2 separate regions of the Mus musculus genome follow, and region 2 is linked to region 1. Evidence: chromatin contacts called from ENCODE Hi-C data. All regions are on one chromosome and are shown on one strand. Each heading gives the region's core, a stretch centred on a gene start or an enhancer-like site at or near the end of the contact. The rest is flanking DNA. Distances are from core to core; before and after follow the strand shown.

Region 1 (2,616 bases), core at 32-2,531:
CACTTCTGGCTCTCAGAATATTTTTTTCTCTCACTTCCTTCTTTATCTGTTGACGGCTCCATGATAAACCATGAGACTTTCCCATAAAGTTGAGAGAGAATTATGTTCAGCATCCCTGTGCTACTTATATAGCATTGACTTCATAGTACATATTCAATAAACATTTTGCCATTTTGGACTTGACATTAAAACTTCACATTCATTTAGTTTCACTGTGCATGTCAGTGACAACGGCTAAGTGGTGAGCAGTTGGCTATTGGAAGAATCTATTTTTAAAGTTTTGTTTTGTTTTTAATGTAAGGGGTTTATGCCTGTGTGTGTGCACCACTTGCATGCTTGGTGCCTACGGAGGTTAGGAAAAAGGCATCAGGTCTTCCAGAATGAACAATTACGATGGTTTTGAGCCACCACGTAGAGGGAGAGAACTGAACCCCCGTCTTCTGGAGCAGCAGCCCTGCTCTTAACCACTGGGTCGTTTCTCCAACCCTGGGAAGATATGTTTACTTAGCAGGCTCTGAGTCCAGCCAACATTTCAAAGAGAGCAACAAGCCTCAAATGTTACTTGAATTACTCATGCAAAAGTTATGTGTGGGAAAAATATATAGGGGAGTGAAGGCGGAGGGTGGGGTGGGGAATGACAGAATTTTCTTCTGCTTCTTTTTTGATATTCTGAAAATTAATCATGTATTTGCTGAATTTCCCTGAAATGAGAAAGTATGACAGTTGCAAGAGCGTTTAACACAGTGTCTGACACATAGCAGTTGCTCAATAAATATTAGTTTATGTGGCTTAATGTGATGTATTATGTAACTATAAGACCCCTTCTTTATGTCTATATGCATAATCCACCTTTCTATTTTCCTCTTTGTCCTTTTCATCTCAAGGATAACCTGCATGCATTTGATTCTGAAACTGTAAAATGGGCCAGGAGATTAATTGCACAATAGAAGCAGGGATGTCTGGCAAGCATGTTCCTCAAATCTCTTCTATGGTTTAAGACATCTTGAGGGATTGGTAAGTAAGCTGCTTTAAAAAAAAAAAAAGGGTGATCTTTATCTATCATTACCGGTGCAATAAAAAACTTCAGAGCACACGTTTGTGAATGTCATTTCGAAGTCACTCAATTCATAACTGGGATGCCACAAAAACAACTCCCTGTTAGCCCGGAGGGAAAAAAAAAAAGAAAGAAAGTAAAGGGGAAATTCAGATTAGTCACATAGAAGTTCCCCCGCCTGCAAAACCTGCAGAGTTAAAACGAAGAGACTCTGCTCTGCTCCTTCAATTGCTTTTTGTCTCCTGTTCTGGGACCTTTATCTTCTGACCCGCAGGCTTGACTTTGCCCTTATTGGCTCCTTTGTGGTGAAGAGCAGTCTTCCCCCAGGTTCCCCGCCACAGCTGTATCTCCTCTGCACCCCGACTGCAGAGATGGAAGGGGAAGGGGTTCAACCCCTGGATGAGAATCTGGAAAACGGATCAAGGCCAAGATTCAAGTGGAAGAAGACGCTAAGGCTGGTGGTCTCTGGGATCAAGGGAGCAGGGATGCTTCTGTGCTTCATCTATGTCTGCCTGCAACTCTCTTCCTCTCCGGTAAGATGCACCAGTGGGCGCTGCTTTTCCTCCAGCTCTGGCTGAGCGCCAACTGCAACAGCTGCAGTCACCTGTAAAGGATCTAATGGTAAAACTGTTCAGTCCCTGCCCCTGCCACCAAGAGATTGTAAAGTGTGGTCAAATATCCTTTGGTGTCTCCTTTCCTTCCTATTTTAACAGTAGCAGTGCTAGGGTGGAGTAAAGGGCAGAGGGGCCCTGCTTCTAATGGTTTTTGTTTGTTTGTTTTGCAAGGCAAAATCCCTGATGTATCTTAATGAGCTGTCACCCTGAAGCTTTGGGCTACTGATATTTCTCTATCCATCCTGGTAGTAATGTGTCTGATCGGGGAATCAGTATAAAAGAAAGACAAATAACGGACCCGTTTTACTTCCCACCGCGTTCATGAGTCTGCAGATATTCAAGGGGATCTGGTTCTTAAATTTTTTTTTGAAGGTTTCAGGATTAAGTCCTTTCCTATCACCGACCTGCAGCAATGTGTGTGCACATTTGTTGGCTCAGCCGTTTACATCAATCACTTAATCTCATAGTTTTGTTTGCTCGTATGTTCTTTAAGTGTTCAACCGCAGGTCTCCCCAGAATTCCATGTTGGATCTGGCCTCATAATTCTTGTTTCCATAGTGGTTGCTTTATGTCAGCAAATCCATGGTGGATGACAGACAGAATGGAAGGTCTTTTTCATGGCCATATCAGAGACACAGCTACGTCAAATTAAACCAGGATACGACGAGCAGTCCGGGCAAAGGCCTGGGCATGTCTCTGTGTACAGGAAGTGCGGTTTTGATAACTAGAAGCTGTTGGGAGCGTATGTGTTCTCGAGGGCTGAACCTTGTACTGTGCTTGTCCCTTGGGCCGGCAAACTGGTGTGGGGCTCAAGCCTGCTTGGCCAATTAGAGCAGCAGCAGCCCGGTCCTCTTCTCTCCACTCCACATAGCTCTCTGTGTAGGGCGGTGGATGGAAATTTTGTAGGCACTTTGGGGGAGAAGGTGCTAGGGTAGAGTAATTTGTTCA
Region 2 (2,616 bases), core at 59-2,558, 48 kb after region 1:
TGTGAGAGGAGACAGATATTCCTTTTTCAAACCTTAATGTATAGGACAAAAACATGTCTTGAGGAAAAAGAAAAGTGCTTTGAAACGGCAACGAACCGAACTCAGCTCATGCTAATCGGGAAGTGAGCTAGCCCAAAGGGTGCTTTCTTCCTGCGTAACAGAAATAAAGACACAGGTCACCCTATTGGAATGGTGTTGGAAGAGCAGATTCTCACAGAATGTGTGATGACGTGACCCAGGGAAAGTGACCCATAATAATTCCATGGAAGATGCTTGGGTGTATGACTGACAAGAAAACATGGGAAAATTTGAAGCGGAGAGATGATATGTTAGGAATTCGGCCTGTGGAGGTAGTTTCTCTTCCAAGGCAGCTTTAGTGTGCGATTTCTTATCTTGAGGAAACACCCCAGGTGATACCTGGAAGTCTCTTGGCGCCAAATATTTGCATATCTTGCTGGCTTCCCAAGTCTGCAGAAGTTGTTTACTGAGAACACCAGCGAACACTGGTAAGACTTTTGTTTCTTTAAACTTTCTTTCAGGGGGAAACAAAAGCTAAGCAGTAGGGATTCTTCTTTGTGAATTTCACATCCCATTCTTCTCCCTGTGTCCCTTCGTGACCCCGTGTCCCCGTGTCCCTGTGACCCTCTGCCCTTGCAACCTCCACCACCAAAAGAAAACAAAATATAAAGATAGAATTCTTAACGGGCAGGAGTGTTTTCTCTGTGAGAAAGCAGGTTGTATTGGCCTTCGTTGTGGGAAAGGCCTCTTTGCAAATGGCTGTTAGCCAGTGAACCAGAAGTGATGCAGCAGGGACGGAGAGGCCAGAGGTGATGGCGGTAGAAAACCAAGTGGTAATCATGAAATGGAAGCTGCTTTTGTCAGCAGCGCTTCTGCAGCTGAGTGAGGCTAGGGCATCAAAGGAGAAACTGTCTCTGGAGGGAACAGGTTTCTCTGCCGAGGTAACAAATCAAATTGAGCACAATTATAATATAAAGGCAAGCTTCCTGTGGGCAGCTCTGGGGTGGGTTCACCGATCTCCCAGGAGGAAGTCAGTCAAGTTGCAAGGTTGAGCTGAGGTAGGGGCTTCTTAAAGGGAAGGGGAGGGAACCGTGACGTGATGGTGAGGTACTGGGTTATAATCTTGTTTGGTGAGTCTTTAGGGCCCTACTATAGGGTGATCTTAGGTCCAGGGGTCACTTTGGAATCCGAAACTGGCTTTGTCCAGTGTTTTGCGCTGGCTTTTGCGAACATCAGCTCCCGGTCAAAAGAGAAGGGCGGGGACCTCTTGGCCCATGCCATCTTGGCTTTGTCCCAAAACCTCTGGCTTAACAGGAACTAATAAAGAAGTGTCTGAAAAGCCGAAAACTGTTTGGAAAATCAGAACACTAATACAGACTGGGCAGCGCAACAGTTCACAGCTTCCATCCTGGCTTCTGTACTGGGGCAGCAGAGGTGAAGTGAAGTTGCAAGCACAGTGCAAAATGCGAATACAATCGATACCATCATCCCGCGCTGGCAGCTGCCTTCAGTCCTTTCGAGTTTGGGGCTTTGGTCCGAGAGAGATGATGCAACCTTCACAGCAAGATGGGACTGGAGAAGAAATCTGTCTCGTGACCCAATAAACTCTCAAAGGACTCTTCCAGAGGCCACCTTGCGAAGGGTCCCTCAAGTTAAGGACCAGAAGGCAATCACAAGTTTGGTTTCCAGTGGGCAGCCAGCTTTGATCTGGGTGTGAGTAAGGCTACTAAGCCTATCGTTTAGCTGAGGGTGTTTTTTAAGGGACTGGAGTGGTAGAGGGGCAGAGAGGAGTGCAAAAAGTGCAAATAGGTCATGTGGCTCTCAGAGATTTAGAATGAGACCATCACACAGTGTTATTGGATAACCGATTGGGGATGTGTGTGTGTGTGTGTGTGTGTGTGTGTGTGTGTGTGTGTGTATGTGTGTGTGTATGTATGTATGTATGTATAAACTATTAAAGAAACAATAAATTTGAGAAGGAGCCAAGGGGAACTCATGGGAGCTATTGAAGGAAGGAAAGAGGAGAAAGGTTGGTGGAATTATAATTATAATTCCAAATTTAAAAACATTATTGTTTTTGAGGGGGAACCATGGTTGGAGTGAGGAGCTGGCCACTTTCCTCTACAGCCCCCTCTAGTTTTTCCAGGGGCTTGCATGTTAGTCTGGACCCCAGGTGCTCAGTCACACACAGTCTGACTCATCTGCTGAAGCCATGCTCAGCCTATAAAATATGCCACTCTGAACTCTTAAAAGAGGTCGATTTAAAAGAAAAATGTGGCCCAATGTTAGGGCCGCAGCAGAGCGCACAGAGGTAGGGCTTTGAGAGAAAGGGAACACAGCAGGGTTGTAAACATTCAGAAACTAGGGAGCTCCCAACTGGCTCAGCAGCTTGTGCTGCCTAGGGGTCCCCAGGAAACACATCCCTGACTTGTTCAACAGTCTCTGAACCTGCCCGGGGAAGCATGCTAGAGCCCCAACTGGTTTGACAACTTGCCTAAAGTTGGAGAAAGCTAAGCAGATTATATTAGCATTCCATTCTCCACCTAGACCAGCAGAGGCATACAAGCCCGAGAACACAGCTTGTGCAGTCCCAGTTCT

What was found. Hi-C counts contacts between places; a loop is a spot of excess contacts on that map.
Region 2: a loop to region 1 is called in a map of T-helper 17 cell, with 2.3 times the contacts of the local background. The contact joins the enhancer-like site here to the promoter of Tnfsf4 in region 1. A Hi-C loop is called at or near these places in 1 of 37 maps with a recorded cell type or tissue (T-helper 17 cell).

Annotation. Positions count from the first base shown.
Region 1 is chr1:161,394,157-161,396,772 of GRCm38, forward strand. Tnfsf4 (tumor necrosis factor (ligand) superfamily, member 4) reads left to right here and starts at 1,282. Exons shown (of 3, transcript NM_009452.2): 1 at 1,282-1,587. The coding sequence starts at 1,426.
Region 2 is chr1:161,442,562-161,445,177 of GRCm38, forward strand. No RefSeq gene overlaps it. Among named protein-coding and RNA genes, the nearest start is that of Tnfsf4, 48 kb to the left of the region's middle. Within about 2 kb of position 1,309, at least 1 of the 3 ENCODE cell types and tissues checked has a DNase peak (open chromatin) inside an H3K27ac peak, as active enhancers do.